Regions from separate parts of the Homo sapiens genome. Here region 1 is linked to region 2. A link is a loop called in an ENCODE intact Hi-C map of the cell type or tissue named here. Cell type or tissue: ovary. All regions are shown on one strand. Each heading gives the region's core, and the rest is flanking DNA. Links, peaks and the distances in the headings are about the cores only. Region 1 overlaps CDH4 (cadherin 4). Region 2 overlaps CDH4 (cadherin 4).

Region 1 (10,179 bases), core at 1,126-9,125, 540 kb before region 2:
TTCAGAGCACGCACTGCCCAGCGTGCCTGGGAACCTCATCCTGTGTGGGGACCGCGCCCAAACCTCGACCCTCTCTCTGCATCCGACCCTCACCCCCAAGGCCAGGGGTGGCGGCCTCTGCGTCCTGGGGGTGACCTGCTGGCCTGGGGTCCTCTTGGGGCTGCTCAGTGCCCCACACTTGGGGGACGCCATGGGACTCGGGAGCCGAGGCCTCTGTTTCGGAGGGAGGTGGAAGCCCCAAGATGACGGCTCCTTGGCTGGGTCCACCTTCTCACCGCTGTCCTTCCCTCTCTTCTCTTCTTTTGGGAGGGGGCGGAGGGGAGATCAAGAAGACTTCAGGGGCACAAATCCGGCCCGAGGTGGGTCAGCAGCAGATTTGTCTCAATTGCTAATATTTTTTTTTCTGCAAGACAACATAGCCATATTCGGTGTCTTCAAAACAGGGTTCCATGACAGTGATTCAAAACCCAGCCAGCGGGAAACGCTGAACCCCGCCTGCCCCAGGCTACTGCCCTCCCCAGGCAGATGCCTCTGGGTGGGGCTTACGAGAGGCTCGCTGTCTGGGAGAAATGCCTTCAGAAAGCCACGCCGCTCTCAGAGGGAAAGGGGACATTCTGGTCACCGACGAACACTTTCTACTGGAATTTGAATCATGTGAATACATTAACTAAAGTCGATGGTGGTGAGAACGATATCCTGAGCAGTAGAACAGAGCCACGTTATCACTCTCCATCCATTGGATGACAGCACCGGGCGGGCAGAGGGTCTTGAAGACGTTCGGGGAGGTGTGGGTTTTGCTTTCCCCAGAATCCTTTCAGACCAGGAGATCACGAATTCGGCCCCCCTTGTTTGGGAAGAAATTTCAAGCTGATGGAGGTGACCAGGTGATAGTCCTCTTGTGATAGGACCGGAAGGCCGGATTCAGTTTCTAATAACAAAATCAACATCCTCGGGAGCAGCCTGGAAGGGACGCTGAGAACAATGCTGGCCCGGTGCTAATTTCACTGCCCAACAATCGGAACAGCGCCTGCGTCTGCAGAGCCCACTCTCACCTTCAGGACGGGGCTCGGGCGGCACGTTCACCTCCTCATTAGGCCATAAATATTCTAATTAGGAAACAACGCCAGATGAATAGGATTAGCAAGTGGGGCATCTTCGGCTGGTACACGAGAGACACTTGAACCGCTCAGGTCTTATCGAAGCCTCTCCTGACATCTTAATCAAGTAGAAGCGCTCAATTTACATAGCTCTGCCTAATTAGACACGGCGGCAATGATGTTTGTGGATTTTCTTCTTCCTAAAGATGACTCACTCTGTCAGATGGAGGCTGGTGCTGAGAAGTATCTCTGGTGCTTCCCCCGAAGACTCTGCTTGTTGCCCAAGGGCAGGGGAGATGAATCTTTTTAAAGGGGGAGGAAGAGAAAAAGGAACTACCGATGTGTCCTTTTCAGAAGTGGCTGAGCTGTCCGGCCGATGCAAGGCAAGCTGGGCTGGTGGAGAAATGGTCCCGATGTGTGCTCTTCTCTGATACGCCAAGCCAGACAGAAATCAGCTTCTCGGGCTCAGCAGGCCTGGGCCCAGGGGGGCAGTGGCTCTGCTGGGTGAAGGCCGGGTCCCGGGGGAGCTGAACTGGTGCTCGCTTGGCGTCTACACTGCTGTCAGTGGCCGCCTGCGTGGGTTTACTAATGCCTGGCAACGGTGGTCCTGGAGCCGTTGTCTTAAAACCTGTTGTTGTTTTATTGTTTGCTGCTGAAAATCCGACAACGTGCATCCTCTGCTGCAGAAGCGGTTATAATTATAAACCATCATTCAATTTCCCCAGGAGGTGGGCGAAGGAAGAGCAGGGCAGCTCTGAACATTAAGCACAGACCCACACTGAAAGCAGAGCCCTGGCGAGGGGCGCCCTGGCCTCGGCACACCCCCGCCGAGTCTTTGGCAGCTTCCAGGACTTCTATTCCGAGGCAAAGGCGAAAAAGTGGGAGAGACTGTGTGCAAGGCGGGAGACAGGACCTGGAATGGCTGAGCGGGCAGAGTGGGGTGGCCAATGCCAGGGCCCTGCGTCTCCTCCGGCCAAGGGGTCACAAATTCAGAGGTCACCTACGACTTTGAGACTATGCCATAAACTGCTGCAGAGACTGGCCCAAGGGGATGACCTCTCCATGTCTGGGGAGGGAAGCCCGCCTCAATGTCCCCACTGGGAGGGGCTGCTGAAGACCTGGGGCCAGGCGGGGGCCCTGGGACATGGCTGCTGCGTGCTGGAGGCAGCTTCCCTAATGGAAGCCCTCGAGCTGGTGCCTTTAGAAGGGGAAACAGACTTGTTTGCACAAGGAAAATAACGTGGAAATGACATGAACACCTTTGGTTCTGCTCACGAGAAGCCCTGAGGGCGCCCAACACTGTCTCTGTACCCAAATGGAGCCAGCTGCAGGCCACGCCTGGGTCTGTCTCAGATTCAAGACCCACAGCCACCTTCCAGCCGGGGGCTGCATTGAACCTGGGGAGGGAGCAGCTCAGGGACCTGGATGTTCCTAGGCTTGGGCTCGGTTTGAAAGGGGCAGGGGGAACAGAAGGTGGGAGGGGTCCTGCTGCCGGGCACGTGCTGCCCATGAAGGTCTTGTTTTGATCGTGGCTGGAAATGAGGACGCCATGGCCACGATGGGGCCTTAGCTTTGCCCCAGCTGCCCCAGGCCTACAGCTCAGCTCCTGGCCACTCACGCAGGCCAGGGCCTGTTGTCCTCTCTGGGATGACCACGCCCGTCTGTGTCCACGAAGTCCTCCCTCTGGGGCCCCCGTGGTTCCTGGTGATGACCCTGTCACAGTCTGCTTGGGGCCGGGCCTCATTTGGGTTACACCTCATCCCCTGCCTGGGGGTCCTCCCAGCCAAAGACGCGTTGTCACACAATGGACCCCAGGGACGTTCCGGGGGTCATGGCCCCAAAGTCCAGCCCCATGACCGTCCCCTGAGCCCCTGAACCATGGCTCTGCTGTCCCCCCACGATGCTGGTCCACATGGGGGTCCCAGGTTTCACTGCATCAACCAGCTTGTTTCACACGCACAAGACAGAAACTGATCTTCCTGGAATCGAATGTTAGCAGCTGAAGGATCATCAAGGAAAATAACCACACAACCTATGTTCCCGACGAGCCCTGGAAGAGGAAGACACGGGACCGCCCTCTCCAGCACACCACGCCTGAGATGCACCAGACGGGGCCTCCCGTCGGATAGAAGCCGGGCTGTTCACATCCCCAGGCACACACAGCGGAGAACGCCAGCGCCCGCAACACCAGCGTCTCCTCATGTTCCTCAATCTTCATAAATCTCCGTCTGTCAACCACACCTCTAATGGCTTTTAAATGAGCATTTTATGTGGAACATTTTGCAGGCCACGCTGAAGCTGCCGACAGCGGGGGGTGGGGGGTGGGGGGTGGGTACCGCTCTGTGTCTGCTGTGGGCCTTGGGGAGCAGGCTGGCCCCGCCTTGCCTCGGTGTCTGGCCTGGGCAGGGGGTCCAGCTGCCGGGTCAGCCTCACTGGGGCCTGGCCAGTGGGTGGGGAGATCTCTGGGTGGCTGGGACTGCTAGCCCTCCCTTGGCCGAGCTGCCATGATCTGTAGGGGCAGGGGGAGCTGAGCCCAGGAGGCTGGGCACTGTCCCTATCACGGGCCTTGACATGCCCACAGGAATGCCTGGCCCAGGGAGGCCAGGGGGTGTCCCTCCCGTAGGGTGCACCAGGCCAGCTGGGGGAACCCCAGGGGGTCGTGGGCTCCGTGGCGCTCTTGATCCCTCCCAAGGTCAGAGCCTGCACCCATACTAACTGCCGGGGCCTTGTGAGATTTTCAGCTATGAAGAGGGGTCCACAGATGTTGCCTAGATATATTTTCAGCCTGGAAAATATCACATATTCTTTCCTACAATATAAACTACAAAGTACCCCAGACCTCCCAGCCCTCCACCCGGCAGTGGGAAAGCTTTAGCTGTTTGTCTTTAGTCCCTTTATCTATAGACATTCGTGCTGAAGGAGACCAGATGGTCCTGAAGCCACAGGGACCCCCTCAACCCCACTGGAAACCAGAGGGAGGGCGGACCGACACGAAACCAGTGCAGGCCAGAGCAGGTGGCCTATGGTCCCCTTTAGATCCCCAGCTTATCATTATAATACGAAAACCCCGGCCCTAAGGGAAGACTGCTGCCATGTTGTACACCAGATGTAAGAAGAGATGTGTTCATGGACTGCGTCTGCACGTCTAGAACCCTCCGCACGCCTGCATGCCTCCCCTGCAGGCACCCAATCCCGTGAAACTCCCACACCTTCCCCTTCCCAGTTCTCCGGTCGCTCAGTAGAACCAGCTGCCTCTCCAATTGGACGTTGCTCTCTCGCGGCCGATATAGAGTAGGGAGAGAACGGTTTCCTGCGGCCAGCATGCAGCCAGCCATGCCCCTGCACTGGGACTGGACGGCGAGGCCCCATCGGATCTCCCTAAGCATCCCCACTGCCCTTTTGGCCCCTGTGCTTTCCCCGTCACACACCAGGAGCTGATGGCACGCAGGTGGGGCAGTCTGTGGGCTCTAGGTAACCCCTGACCCTGCCCCTGCAAGGGGCCATCCCAGAGGTGCCGGCGCTCACAGGCCTGACCCTTGCTCGGCTGTCCTGTCCTCTCCTTGGACACAGCCGGCAGCCGTGCCATCCCATCTGTACCTCTGGAGCATCACGTGTGTGGGAGTGTGTGGACAGGGGCTTGCACGCACACGCTCCAGTCAGACCACCTGCTCTGCCAAAAGCTGTGCAAACGTCCCAGAGAGGTGCCAGCCTGTGGAAACGAGCTGCTCACAGGTGTGTGTGTGTGTGTGTGTTGGGGGAGCGCAAACAGGGGCTGCCCTCTCTCCCCAGGGCAGGCGGGGGACCCCAGGCTACAGAGGAGATGGGGGACGGTATCTGGTTCCTGTACATCTGTATGGGCCTCACTAACAGCACTCCTGACTCGGCCATGTGCCCATGGGATCATCTCCCTAGCTGAATGACGGGACCAGGGCCAGGTGCAGCTCATCTGCAAAGCCTTGTCTGAGCGGAGCGGGCGCTGGTTCATGGCCACTGGAGGGCGGTGGGGCCTCAGCGGATCCTGCAGTCCTGAGGTGAAGGTGCTGGGACTGACCACAGCTCACTCGGAGCCCCAGGCATTCTGGCCAACATCACTCTAAGAACGTTTATGTAAATCCTGCATCAAAAGTCCTCGCCTGTGCCATCCGTGCCAGCCCTCACGCTGCCTGCCACACGACTCCATCTCTGATCCTTGGAGTCCAAGGCTGTCATCATCCTTCTGTCTCTCAGATGAAAGGTGCCACGGCTGGGGCTGACAACGTCCTCTGCTGTGCGGGTCTGAGTCCTGAGCCCGTGCTGAACCCGGCGGCCACCTCGCCTTCCCCGCAAGCCGCATGGCTGCCAAGGGTTACCCCCCAACTGGCCTCTCTGCCCCCATGTGTTACCCTGGGCACCACCCCCTTACGATTTAGGAATTTCCAGGAAATCCCCTTTGTGCTCTTCCCAGGGACAGAGACGGGTGGGATTTTCCAGGCTGCAGCTTGGCTTTGGTTGATTTGAAAGGCGGGGATGAAGACAGCACTGCAGGTGAGTCTTGGTTTTTGGAGAAGAGGCAGAAACTGGAGGCCCCGGGGGGTCCCACAGCCCCAAACCTGGAAGGAGGACCTGCCACTTCCTTGCCAGTCCCGGCCCCAAAAGCGACACCAGCAAGCCCCGGTGACAGGTTGGCAGCCCCAGCTTGCAGTGGGGTCCCCGCACACCCAGAGCTCGAGGGCCGTGACGCACTCAGAAGCCGCCAACTTGGAGCAGAAGGGTTGAGGCCAGCAAGACCGAGGAGCTGCCAGAAAGTGGCGCTGTGGCCTCTGGAAACAAGCCTCCCGCGGGCAGGGCTGCACTGGCTGTGAGCCCAGCGAGGTGGCTCTACCGGCTCCTGGGAGCCAAATGCCTCAGAGGGTAAATTACGTCTGGAATGACACTGGCCTCTGTGGGCACAGTGCAAACAGGAGACCAGACAGCGAGACCTGGAGATGGGGAAGGCAGGCGATGCCCTGTCCTGGGCACCTGGGGACTCAAGGTGCTGCTGGTGGGGCGCTTTCAGCCCCAGGGGCGGGTGGTGAATCTTCTGGGAACGCACAGCCCAGTGCTGGAGATGCGCCTGCACTTGACAAGCTTCAGAGCAGAGGCAGGCCCCCGACCTCACCCACCGCCCAGGGCCTCCCTCTGGGGTCTGTCTCTGAGTGGGGCGGGCACTTGAGATGAAGGGGTGGAGGGAGGCCTCTGTCACAAAAGCCTCGTAGGACCGCAGGACAGTGCAGGAGGTGGGAGCGCATGGAACCCAGCACCAACCAGCAGCCCATTCATTTGGCTGTGATGGTTTCAGGCTGTGTGAAAAGCACTGCTTCTCCATGCCCCCTTCGTCACAGCCAGGCCGCCGCAGCCTGGGTGGGGTGGGTCTCCTTGGAGGTGCCAGGCCCAGAAGGGGTGGGTTTCAAGGCAGGCGTGTGTGTTCAGGTCCTGAGAGGGGCTGTCAGAGCACCCCAGACCCCGAGTGCAGCTGCGGCTAGACCCCGAGACCCCAGCGGGTGGTCCCTGCTTTTCTGAGGCCTCCGCCCATAGCCACACGCACCAGCTGGGCCTGTTCTGGAAATCTCACAAGGACTCGCTCATAGCAGCCGGTGCTGAGTGCTCCAGAGCCTCCTTTGCTGAGTCTCTCCCATGGCAAGAGAGTGCCACTGGGGAGACTGTCGATCACTCCCCGACGGCGCCACTGGAGAGGCTCCCCGAGGGTCCTGTGGGTGTCCTGCGGGGACCAGGAGCTCACCCGCCTGCACGCAGACCCCACCCCGCCTCACCTCTCGGTCCAGGCCAGCCGCCACTGTGACGATATCTCCAGTCTCGCTGTTGATGGTGAACATATTCTGGGACGGGCTCTGTGGGGTCTGGGTCACGATCCGGTACCGCACCATCCCGTTGGCCGTGGTGCTGTCGTCAGCATCGTTGGCCGTGACGGTCATCACGTAGGTGCCTGGAACGGAGACAGCAGCTCAGATGGGGATGGCCTGCCACACAGGCTGCCACCCCCGCACACACCTGGGCAGAGCCCCCCGACCACAGAGCTCTCCGTGAGTCTGGCGTAGCGGAACCCCCTTCCTCTCGGCGTGTTCAGAGGTGGTGTTAGTGCACCTGCCGCCTCCACCCCACCTTATAGAATCATAGAAGGATTTCTTCTAGAGCTTGAGGTTCCTTTGAGGTCATCTGCTCTGACCTCTTCCTTTTTTGGCTGGGGAAAGACCAGGCCTCGGAGGAGGAAGAACTTCTCTAAGCTTCCAGAGCCTGGGGCAGCAGAGCAGGCCTGGAGCCGGGTGGCCTGAGGCCCCGACAGTGCGTCCAAGGTGCTTCCACTCCTGCAGGGAGCCCAGTGTGGTTGGGCTTAAAGGAAGGGACTCAGGCACTGAAGCAGGGCCTGGTATAGGTCTGGACACACAGAAGCTGTATAATAAACACTGCAGAGGACACAGTGGAAAACAAACCTAGAAGGGACTCTGAGCAGGGAGGCTGTGCCTATAGGACTCCGTCAGATGGAGCACATCTGGGGGCGCCCTGGGACTGGGGGCCGCTGGCATTTCAGAGGGGCTCGGTGAGCTGCCCATGTGCTCTCTCAGCTTGGTGCCTCAGTTTCCCCATGCACACATTGGGGTTGAGGTCTATAGTGCACTCTGGCACATTCCCCACTTTCTGAGAATGGCACTTGGCTTTTCTTTGGCTGTGCAGCCTTTCCTGCCCTGGGGAGGGCCTGCATCAGCACGCCCCACCCTGTGGCCTCAGGACATCTCCAGGTCTGAGGACCAAGCTCTGCTGGGAGCAGTGGTGGGTGGGGGCTTTAGTCCCTGCCTACTGAGCACCAACTCTGTGCTAGCGCTGTACCCGGTGGAGGCCCCGCTCTGTGAGCTCCTGACTGCTGTCTCCTGATGCTGGCACGGCGGGCTCTCTCACCTGGAAGTCCTGGGGCTGGACTCTGCCCGCCACCTTCCGGTGTTCCTGCCCTGGCTCTGCACACGTGTGTGCTCAGCTTGCCCTGCTGGCTGCCTGAGATGCCCCAGAACTCTGGAAGCTCGGGTGCCCGGCCCTGCAGCGTTCATGCACAGAGGAGAGCTGCTGGTGCCCTGCTGGGCCCTGGGGATGGTGCAACCTCTACCTGTGCAGTGCCTCCCCTGGCTGACGGGGCTGGGGTCATGCGGCGGGCCAGGTGCGGGGTGGCAGTCTCAGAGAGACCCGAGGTGCTCGTTCCCGTGTGCATGAGATGAAGGACTCTCGCCACACCAGCCTTGGGATCTTGCACAATCTGTTCTGCATCTGGAACGTTCTTCCCTCTCCTCCACCTGGCCAACTCCTCCTCATCCCCAAAGCCCCGTCCTGGCCCTCTGGACTGAGTCATGGGGCCCTGTGCATCCTCATCTCACCTGCATTGAAACAGCTGTGTGTCTACTTATTGTCTATGTCCTCTGTGGGATTACAGCCACCACAAGGGCGGGGCTGGGTCCATGCTGTCCCTGTGACCTGGCACACAGATGCCCTGTTGGACATTTGCTGGACTGTGCCAGAAGCCCAGGGTGCGGGGCGGCCTCATGCTCAGGAGGCAGGGTCTGCGAGGAGCCCGAAGCTACTGCTTATTTCCAGGACCCCAGAGCAGGCAGGGAGCCTTCCCCCTCGCCCCTCCCCCACCTCGCCCTCCCTCTGCAGCCCTGCAGAGAAGACCGCCACTCTGGCCTTCCACCCAGGCAGGACAAGCCCAGGTGGGATGCAGGGGAACCCTGGGTGTGTCTGACTAGGAGTTTGCTTCAGCTTTCAGCTTCTACTGAATGCAAAATTCTCAAAGCAGACACGTTTCATGAAAACACAGAAAAACAAGCGGAGGCAGGAGCACTTCAAAGAGCAAGCTGTATGGCACGTGAATTATAGTTCAATCAAACAGATTTATGCAGTAAGCAAACGGGTGGGAGGGGCCGTGGCCTGGCGACCATCAGCCTCTGGAACTAGGGACCCCACCCCGATGATCCTTGCCCCCATCACGATGTCCCCACCACTTTAGAGCACAACAAGCCTGGTCCCAACCATACTCCCCTCTAAAGAGACATCCCCCTCCCTCTGTGCTGGCTTTCCTCTGCATTTTCCTAAGAGGAAAACCCTGAAGTGCAGCACCCTAGGAGTGAGGGTGAACTGGGAAGAAACAGTCCTAACACACGCGCAGAGCTAACTGCAGTAACTTAGGCTGAGGTTCTCTGTGATTGTTAGCGTCCCCTACTTAGCAGCAAAAAGAAATCATTCGTGGAGAGGGATAACATCACACACAGCCTCCTTTTTAAAAGAGCACAAAACTTTCAATGTGGCAATGAGAAGACTTCAAGCTGACTTCTCAACAGGAACGATGGAAGCTGGAAAACAATGGAATACAAGGAACTCACGAGGAGCCTGGCATTCATTATTCAGTGAAAAAAACTTTCTAAAATAAAAGTGAAAAATAGACACTAAATGTGATAAATGATAAAACAAAAAATTACCACCTGGAGACCCACACTAGAGGAAATACTAAGGGTGTTTTCAGGCAGAAGGAAAATGATTCTAGAGGGCACCTTGGAAATGCAGAAAGATATGAGGAGCTCTGTCTCTGTCTCTCTCTCTGATATGTACACACACACACACACACACACACACATCCTATAAATATACATATACGTAATGTTTATATAAAGGATAAATACACTGGTGCGTCTAAGGAATATGACTTGTATAAACAAAAATAACTTTGCCTCGTGAGGGTTTTAAAGCTGCTTACCGAAACACCAGAACAAACACCTGCAGAATTTCATTTGCAAAGCAGATGGTGGGTCTGACCAGGGCGGTGTTACTAACGTTCAGCCTTCATCAAGCCAGGAATCCCCGAGCAAGTGAAGCCAATGTTGGCGCATCAGGCACTATTTGAAACCACCCATCTCTACGAAAGGGCAGAGCTGGGAAAGTCATGGGGGTCGGTGGTGACCGCATTTGGCTCATCTGGTTCAGAAAGTCAAAGGGAGAAGCCACTCCAGCTTCCCGAAGCACTCACTGTTCCCCTCCACCCGTGGCCCCCGGCATTTTCGTCTGTGAA
Region 2 (10,179 bases), core at 1,283-9,282:
TGGTCGAGGAGGAAGAAGAGGAAAAGGCACTTCTATGTGTTAGTCACAGTGCATATTTTATACACATCACTCATTTAACCTTCAAAATATCCCCACTGTATAGATAAGAAAAAAAAGGCTTATTGAGTGAACTGTGATTCACCCATGGTCTCATAGCAGCCAAGTGGGTCTGTTTGGGCCCTGTAGGATTTAAACAGGCAGGAATGGAGAGAAGGCACTCTAAGAAGGGGAAAGTTCCCAGGCGGGAGAGCTGATGAGAATGCATCTCCTGGTGATCATATCTGCACCTTCTCCCCCACAGTATCGAAAACAAGCTGGATAATGACAAAAAACCTTGAGATTCTCTCACACTGGCCAGTTGTTTAAGAGGTGATCATGATGTGGGCCGCGTTTCTACTTTCATCATTAAAAAACCACATAAATAAGGGCAAGGTACCAAAAGATCCTTGCGTCAACCTGGATGATTCTGATTGGATCAGAGAAGCAGAAACAGTCATCAGTGGGTAGAACCAGCTCTTACCAAAGTCACCCTTTAAACAACTTCAATAGCCAAGACAGGATGCAGATGCTAGCCCCTTTACACAAATAGCTGCCTATGAACCACACCCTGAGCCTTCGGCACCCGAGCCAGGGAAGTGTTCAGGTGGGGCGCATTATGCTCTCCTTCTCTAAAGGTGAACTCAGATGCCCTCCATGGAGGGAGTTTTCTGACAATTTGCACGACTTATTGATCCCACCTCAGTTTGAATTTTCTTGACGGAAATCTGAATGAGTCATGGAGATTCAGAGAAATGTGTTAGTTCTCTTATTAGGAACAACTGCTGGTGCAATTAGGGTCCCACTGGGGCTCCCTCTCAGTGGTGAGACCACCTTGCCCTGGAAGGCCCCACTGAGTAACTGGCTAGCAGGAACCCAAGCCAGATGCGACTTATTCATGGTGCCAATAATCACATCTGTGCATCACACACAGTGCAACTGAATATTTTAAATGTCACATCCCTTTGCCTGTAATCTTTAAATACTTTACCTGTGGCTTATTCCTAAGTTTTTGAACAACATGAATATAATGACCTTCGATCTCCGTTGGACCAAATACACGGCAGCTTTACCTGTTATGTTGAACACAGGGACGACTGCTGGCTTGGCCCCTGCACATTCATCCCAGATCGGCTGGGCCAAGAAGGAAGGCATCAATATCAATATATTGACATTTGTCAATGGCCGCGAGACCTCCTCTTGCCAACTCTGTAAAGTGGCTCATGCTGAACAACACGAAACCACGTTAGAGAGACTCGCTGGATGTCTTGTATCTCATTGGCTCCTCAGCCGCATCATCGCTGTCATCATGCTTATTAAGAGGCAGAATGCCTCTTACTGAGAAGTCTTTGGAGGACAGGCTGGAGCCTGGGGCTCAGCAGCCTGGGAAAAGGAAGGTCTCAAGGTTTCCTGCAGAAAACTCATAAGCAAATGAAGGAGGCAAAGTGGAGTTTCTCAGCACATCCAGCACCATCGTGCACAGGAGGAAGCCTGAGGTTCCAAAAGCTGAATGCCAATGACCCTCACAGACTGAGCAAAGGACATGAGCTTCCACCCCAGGAGGCGAGGGCTACAGACGGAGGCCCTGCAGAGGTGTGGGTGCTCATGTCCCCCACCCCCAAATCCATATGTTGAAACCCAGCCCCAGCGTGGTGGCACAAAGAGGCGGGACCTTTGGGAGGGGTTGGGTCCTCTGCCCTAATAATGGGATTAGTGCACTTATCAGAGGCTTGAAGATGCAGCAACAGGCACGGTCAGGGAAGCAGAGAAAGAGGCCGAACAGATGCCGAACTGCTGGTGCCTTGATCCCAGCCCCCCCGGCCTCCAGAGCTGTAAGCATTGATTTCTGCTGTTTGTTTATCCATTAGCCGGTCTCAGGCGGTTTGTTATAGCAGCCCCAACAGACTAGAAGAGACCAGACGCACTGCACCACCCACTGCTGTGTGACCTCAGTGACGGTTTAACCTCTCTGAGCCTGATCCTCACCTGGAAAACAAGGAAAACCAGCTCACAGGTCTGTGAGACTTACCTGTGATTATGTGAGACACCACAAAAATAGGAAGTACTCCATGAGCCTCATTTCAGGTCAGATGAGGTTTTATAATGACAGAGACACTGTTTCAAGAGTTGCAATAGGAAGCAGACTTGGGGGGTTACAGAATGGCTCAGGGAGGCCCTCAGAGGGGGTGGCCCAGAGGCTTACTGTGGTCAGTGGCTCCAATTCCAGGCCCTCTTGGGGTGACCAGAGCTGCACAGGCCAGGACACCCTCCAAAGCTGGAGAAGAGGGGACACCTCCCAGGATGGACAGGGGCTACCCTTCTCAGCCTGTGAAGAGTCAAGACTTACCTACCCATTGTCTCTCCCGCCCTCACCGACCAGGAGGCCCCCTCCCACCCAGTCACCTCATGGTGCCCCTGGTCTGCAGCCTGTATGCAGCCATTGCCAGGCCCTGGCAGGACACAGATGTGCCATGTGCTAACGGTGGCACCAGAGCCATGTGGAGTGTGTTTCCAAAGCAGGTCTCCCAGACAGCCCAGGGGTTAATTTTGAGCCACTCTGATACAAGGGCAGTAAACCACATCACGATGCTCTTCGCCTGAAAGCGCAACCCAGGGATACCGCAGAGGCCTGTGCAGCCTTTGGTAAAGGGAAGGCAGCTCTGTGGGCCACGTGTGGCCCGGGGTAAGGGCTCTGACTGTCCTTGCAGGTGGCTCTGGGAGGAGAGGGTCAGCCACACACACCAACTACAGGGTAGCTCCCTGTACAACTGCACTTCTTAGGGCTGCACCTGCCACTGCAGTCACCCCTCCTGGAACCAGGTGAGAGCTCTGTGCTGGGTCCCCCTTGGCTGGATTATCTGGTGACCTTTGTAGTGAAAGAATGCCTGTTGGGGTCTCATTAAGCCAGAGCTTCAGGAGCCACATTGACAACCCGCACCCCTGCAATGTCTGAATTGAGGTTTCTATGACTCAGATTTTGCCAAATGTCCAGAAAAAGAGAAACTTGCCAGCTCCCCCATGCAGGTGTGTGTGCATGTGTGTGTGTGTGTGTGTGTGTACATGTGTGTGTGCATGTGCCTGTGCATATGTGTGCATGCGTGTCTGCACGTGTATACGTGTGTGTGATTACAAGCAGTTGTCACACCTACCTTTGTTTCTTTTCTTTATTAGAGTTGCCACAATGCCTCTAAAAATAGTTCCCTGCTCTCAAAAGGCCAAGGAAGTCTGCCACCAACCCCAGGTAAGTTTCTTAGAAGCCAAAAAGCGCCACCCTTTACAAACAAATAAGTGTTTAGTTTGGTCCAAAAATAAAGACTTTGCCCAGCGGTGGGGAAGAAAGGCTGAAGCTTTGTTTTAGGATAATGCTGTAAGAGGCTCTCGGGGCCTGTGAGGGCAAGGGCGCGTCAGCCTCCGCAGGGGCTGAGCAGAAAGCCAGGGTGATGAGCACTGTGACCACAGCCTTCTCCCGAAATAGCCTGGACCATCAGAAAACACAGGGTGAGGCCAGAGGAAGGACTGGCGCCACAGCCGGGGCAGGGACAGTAACACCCACCAGGAAGCGAATAACTTCCTGCAAGACCCAAAGCAGGAGAGCAAAGAGAAGAAACAAAAATGCTCACACCCCCAGGGAGGAGGGCAGCCAGCCAGAAGTCTCTAAACTAGCCAAGGGCCTTCGCAGAACCTTCAATTACCCCCACTGCAGGGTGAAGTTAACTGGAGGTAACTGACTGCACCTGGCCCTAGTGCCTGCTGCCCAGGGTGGGGCAGGAAAGGCACAGAGGCGGCAGTGGCAGCCAAGGGGATGCACCAAGAATCCCCCTACCGTAGATCAGAAACCAGAAGGAGACCTAAGCCCTCTTCTGAGAGAGGTCCTCCTGTGGGCCTTCTGGGATCACACGAATCCTTGCACTGTTGAGGGCATGGGAGGCAGCAGCCCTGAGGCTGGGGACGCTGTGCAGTGGGCCAGCATCATGGGTTTCCCGGACTCTCTAGGGAAACAGCCTGGCTTGGCCAGCTCTGAATCCATAGCCACAGAGACCTTGACACCCAGAAGGAAACCCGTCACCGCTCCGCCCACCCTGATGAGAGACTGACATTTGCTAGCTCCTTCCTGATGGACGTCCAAAGCCTGTCTCCTGGAGGAGTGAGGGCCACGGGCAGGCTGGCAGAGGGGGTGTGACTGAGAAGGACCCTCCTCTTCTCTGGGAAGCCGGGCATCGCTGTCGAGTGTCTGTGTTCTCAGCCAGGAGCCAGCCTCTGTCCACTCAGAGATACCTTTCCAGAGCCCACCTGTGCCTGGCCCTGCTCTGGGCACTGAAGAACCATGGCAGAGAAGGGGGCAGAGGCACAGCTCCCTTCCCTGTGGGGCGCACAGGCGACCTCCCTTGGAAGAGTTTACTCATGCCCTCAACACACGCTTTTTACACGCCTACTGTGTGCCAGGCACCGTTCAGCACCAAGGACGGCGGCAAGGGCTTGCGGTCCAGGGGAAGAGACAGAAAGCCAGCAGATGAGAACTGCTCAAGACTGCTGCAGGCAGGCTGAGTGCTGTAACTAACACAGGGGACCTGGGGACAGTGCCTCGCATCTCATTTCTGTCAGGTGGTCGGGGCAGGAGGTGGCTCTGGGGCAGGTGGCCGGGGCAGGAGGTGAGCCTGGGGCAGGTGGCTGGGGCGGGAGGTGGGTCTGGGGCAGGAGGTGGGCCTGGGGCAGGTGGCCGGGGCAGGAGGTGGGCCTGGGGCAGGTGGTCAGGCAGGAGGTGGGGTTTGAGCTGAGACCTGTATGTCAGCTGTGGGCAGATCAGAGGACAGCTCTGGTGGGGGACATGCTGGACAAGTGTGAGGAACAGAAAGGACAGTGTGGCTGATGCACAGACACAGTGAGGAGATGGCCAGGCCAGCCAGTGGGAGTTGGCTCTGGGTGCCGGCGAAGGGACTGGACACAGAGGCTAAGCAAGCATGAACAGGGCAGTGACATGGTCGGACTCATGCTTTTCACAGTCTCCTCCTGACCACCATGGGGAGGACTCAGGGGACCAGAGGGCAGTGAGAACAGGCTGAGGGAGGGCCTCATCCCAGGGTGGGAGCTTTAGAGGGTGGCTATGGAGATGGTGCAGCTGTGGCCATGGCAGGCTCCTGGGCACTGGGCATGGAAGGAGATGGGGACAGAGACGCCGAGCCCCAAGACAGCCTTCCCTGCTGCAGCCCTGGCAGAGATCCTCCCACACGTGGGGTGGCTGTGGAAATGCACCCTCGCACAGGTGTTAGTGGGAGTGAAATTGCAGAATCTCGAATGATCATTCGATGACATCCACCAAAATGGCCACCTTATAACTGACCCAGAAATTCCACTTCTAGGAACTTGTTTCACAGACCCTCTCCCAGGTGTGCAGGGGAACTCAGGGGAGGAGGATTTTATGATAGGAAACTGGAAACAACTCAATCTTTATCATTTGGGAATATTCTAAGCAAGTACAGCCCAACCACAGAGCAGGAAACCAGGCAGCGATTGGAAGGGATGAGAGAATTTTGCAAAGAGCCGTGCAACTTTGATAATGCTCTTATACGAAAGTCACTTTCAGTACTTAATCTCACGTGAGAAAAGCGAATTCCCAAGGTGGCAGCCGTGTTCTGACCCCGTTCGTGGGAATGAGGGCCATCCTGCTGTAGCATGTCGGTGCCCAGCCAGCCGCAGGCACCAGGTGCACTGCCCAGAAGGCAGGCGTTCCCCGTCAGGACATGCGGATACTTTTCTTGAAGGCAACTGCCTACAACGACTTGAATCTTATTCAACCAAAGCACAGGCTGCTCTGGTGACAATCAAACCATCACAAGGGACAACCTAAGCTCAACATCACTGATCATTAGAGAAATGCAAATCAAAACCACAATGAGATACCATCTCATGCCAGTCAGAATGGCGATTATTAGAGTCAAACAACAGTGGATGCTGGTGAGGCTGTGGAGAATCAGGTACACTTTTACACTGTTGGTGGGCGTGTAAATTAGTCCAACCATTGTGGAAGACAGTGTGATGATTCCTCAAAGATCTAGAACCAGATTCCTCAAAGATCTAGAACCAGAAAGATCTAGAACCATTTGACCCAGCAATCCCATTAAATGGTATATACCCAAAGGAATATAAATCATTCTATTATAAAGATACATGCACGCGTATGTTCATTGCAGCCCTATTCACAATAGCAAAGACATGGAATCAACAGAAATGCCCATCAATGATAGACTGGATAAAGAAAATGTGGTACATATACACCATGGAATACTATGCAGCCATAAAAAGGAACAAGATCATGTCCTTTGCAGGGACATGGATGGAGCCAGAAGCCATTATCCTCAGAAAACTAACACAGGAACAGAAAACCAAACACTGCATGTACTCACTTATAAGTGAGTGCTGAATAATGACTCACAGGGAGGGGAACAACATACACTGGGGCCTGTCGGGGGATGGGGTGGGGGGGAGGGAGAACATCAGGATAAATAGCTAATGCACGTAGGGCATAATACCTAGGGGATGGGTGATAGGTGCAGCAAACCACCACGGCACATGCTTGCCTATGTAACAAACTTGCATGTCCTACACATGTATCCTGGAACTTAAAATTACATTAAATTAATTTTTTTTTTAAAGTGACAATCCAGGGTCTGCGGAATCCAAGTGGCTAAGCTCTGAGAGGAGAGCACAGGCTCACTCAGCTTTCTGATGTTTTAGGGGGAACTATGCTGGAAAGAGATTGATTGAAAGTACAAAGCAGGAGAGAGAGAGAGAGAGCAAGAGCCCTCTCTTATTATAAAATACAGAAGCCAAGGGCAGAAGAGCCACTCACAGCCACCTCAACCCACATCCCAGACCCACGGGGGACCATGAGGACCTGGGTGCCCTCCACGCACGCTGCAATCCACTGCAGCACACTGGGCTTAAAGCCACCTCGACCCGCGTCCCAGACCCACGAGGGAACCATGAGGACCTGGGTGCCCTCCACGCATGCTGCAATCCACCGCAGCACACTGGGCTTAAACACTGGAGCAGAGTGGATTCCAGTGCAGAACGTATGTGAATATTTCATATCAACTGTCAAGTACAGACAGTCTCCAACTTAAATGACAGCTGAACTACAATTTTTTGACTTTATGATGGTACAAAAATGATACACGTTCAGTACAAACCATCCTCGGCACCCACACAGCCGTCTGTTTCCCACTTTCAGTGCAGCGTTCAATAAATTGCACAAGACACTCAACATGTTACTATCAAATCGGCTTTGTGTTTGATGATCCTGCAAGTGTTCCGAGCACGGTTAAGGGAGGCTAGGCTAAGCCATGATGCTCAGCATGTGAGGTGTATTAAGTGCATTTTCAACTAGCTATCTTTTCAACTTGCAATGGGTTTATTGGGCTGTAAATTAAGGAGCATCTGTACAATGGGAGTTTTCATCATTCAGAGCTAATAGGAAAGGCCAAGGTCCTCCTTGAGCAAACTATTTTTTATTTATTTAATTAACTAATTTATTTATTTTTGAGACAGTCTCCCTCTGTCACTTCAGGCTGGAGTGCGGTGGCACAATGAGGGCTCACTGCAGCCTCAACCTCCTGGGTTCAAGCAATCCTCCTGCCTCAGCCTCCCAAGTAGCTGGGAACACAGGTACATGACACCATGCCCAGCTAGTCTTTTTTTATTTTTAGTAAAGATGGGGTTTGGCCATGTTGCCCAGACTGGTCTTGAACTCCTGGGCTCAAGCAATCCTCTTGTGTTGGCCTCCCAAAGTGATGAGATTACAGGTGTGAGCCACTGCACCTGGCAAAACTATTTTTAAAAACAGCAATTTTGGGCCGGGCGCGGTGGCTCACGCCTGTAATCCCAGCACTTTGGGAGGTCAAGGCGGGTGGATCACAAGGTCAGGAGATTGAGACCATCCTGGCTAACACAGTGAAACCCCATCTCTACTAAAAATACAAAAAATTAGCCAGGCATGGTGGCATGCACCTGCAGTCCTAGCTACTCGGGAGGCTGAGGCAGGAGAATCGCTTGAACCCAGGAGGTGGAGGTTGCAGTGAGCCGAGATTGCACCACTGCACTCCAGCCTGGGTGACAGAGCGAGACTTCATCTCAAAAAAATTTTAAAAAATAGCAATTTTATTAGAGAGTAATTTGAGTCCACTCTATCTAATTCACATAAATAAAGACCTCTTTGTCCCCCTGCATCCTCTAACCTGCTCCCTAGCTAAACTGTACATTTAACAAATATCTTTCTAAAAATGTTGTACAAACACATATAAGCACAAATATCATCAAACATACAGTCCATCTCCCACAAAAGCATCAGTATTGTCCTGTGAATTTGCTTTGTTCACGTTAAGATCCGTTATTGACCAAATTTCCATGGCCATTCATAAAACTACACCTGATCCTTTACGCAAGCCGTCTGGTGTCCTGTTCTGTGGATGCTCTGGAGTGAGGTGAGACAGTCCTCAGCTGCTAGAGATGTGTGTAATCTTCAGTTTCCTATTATAAATAGCCCTGCAGTGAAGACCCCTGCACACCTGTGGGTACATCTATAGAATAAATTCCCAGAAGTGGAATTATTGGGTCAAAGGGTGTGTCCATGTTACATCTTGGTGGATGCTGTCAAAGGACCATCCAAAATGTGCAATTTGTACTCCACCAACTCCCTGCACGAGAATCGATTTCCCTACAGCCTCCCAGCCCTGAGCACCCACTTTCTAATCTTCGCCAATCTGACAGGTCAAACAGGAGATCAGAACTTTCTAATCTTTGCCAATCTGACTGGTCAAACAGGAGATCAGAGTTTTATTCTGCATGTAGTAAATGTGAGTATCTTTTAAAACTGTTTCTCAATCACCTAAAGTCCATTCTCCACTGGTTCACAGAATTTAGCCTCTCTTTCTTCAACATCCCCAACCTCCACCAAATTGAGTTGTGGGTGTTTATCTTATTGATTTCAAAGAGCTCTTTATTTATCAAGGAAAATTGTCAAATATATTTAAAAAGTTTTGCTCAGGTTTCTATTTATTTCTATAAAAATGAAATTGTGTGTTTTGACAGTGAAGAACTTCAATTTTTATATAGCCACACATATCTGCCTTTTCTTTTATGGCTTCTGGGTGGATACATTTTTTTAGATAAAAGATGAGATTTCAAAGCCATCATTTGCTTCCAGTAGACCACTTCACACAATGCTCACAGGATCCCAGGGCTACCTCTTCCCTCTCCTTTGCTGCAGAATGGCTCAGAGAGACCAGGATGAAGAGTAAGGGGTAATCTTGCCTGGTGGAGGTAAATCTTGAAACTTCTAGCCAGTAAAAATGCACCTGACAAGCAGGTTGTTTGTAGATGACATATAGGAAGGCAGTACTGAAAATAGTTATTTCATGTATCTTACTACACCTCACAGCTGGCTCTTGCTGAGTCTGAGGATTACTGAGATGAGAAGTCGTAAGAAGTAACACATCTTGCATTTACCAGTGCCTTCTATCCACCTAAAATCAAATACATTTTTCCTCCAAGGAAATGAAAAAAAAACCTCATTTTTGATACCAATTGATGTGACCTGGTGTGGGAGAGGCTGTGTCCTGTGGAATTTCACCACCCGACACTCAGTCAGCACATTTGCAAACCCCACATGCAGCCACATAGGCTCTCCCATGACCCCCAGTGTCTTCCAGAATACCTGTGTGCCTTCTGGATCAAGGAAGAATGGAATTCCATACAGTGTAATTTTAAGGCTAGTTTGATTTTCTTTTACTGAATATTTTTTAACTGGTTATCTACTTCATATGCTGTGACAGATTCAGGGTGATGCTTGCACCATTGATTGACTAAAATGTCATATCCTCCTCTGGCTAGACTATCGGAGGATTTCCAGAAGATTCTGAAGCCACACAACATATTGGAAAGAGTGTTGTGTATTTCATAAAATAACATTTTTTTCTCAGCAATTTTCCTCTTATGCTTATTTTTTAATCAGCAAACCAACAGGTTTCAAACAGGTCACTCAATCCTTTATTTGTTGAATATGTTCACAAAACCTAGTATGAGCTAAACTTTGGGCTAAGCCCTTCCTAAAACAAGGCAGTGCGGTGGAGAAGTATGCAAACGGTGGCA

What was found. Peaks named below come from ENCODE experiments on the same cell type or tissue, not always from the same donor. Only the 100,000 strongest peaks of a DNase experiment are listed, where the experiment ranks them.
Region 1: a loop joins it to region 2, with 4 times the contacts of the local background. A loop is called at or near these places in 1 of 110 quality-filtered maps.

Annotation. Positions count from the first base shown.
Region 1 is chr20:61,870,608-61,880,786 of GRCh38, reverse strand. It overlaps CDH4 (cadherin 4), which reads right to left. Exons shown (of 16, transcript NM_001794.5): 7 at 6,887-7,059. Among named protein-coding and RNA genes, the nearest start is that of MIR1257, 78 kb to the left of the region's middle. RefSeq lists enhancers at 1,176-1,676, 1,677-2,177. In ovary, for the core only: no CTCF peak of the experiment used is centred there; no DNase peak of the experiment used is centred there.
Region 2 is chr20:61,326,180-61,336,358 of GRCh38, reverse strand. All of the region lies in intron 2 of CDH4 (cadherin 4), which reads right to left. Among named protein-coding and RNA genes, the nearest start is that of CDH4, 79 kb to the right of the region's middle. In ovary, for the core only: no CTCF peak of the experiment used is centred there; a DNase peak (open chromatin) is centred at 4,731.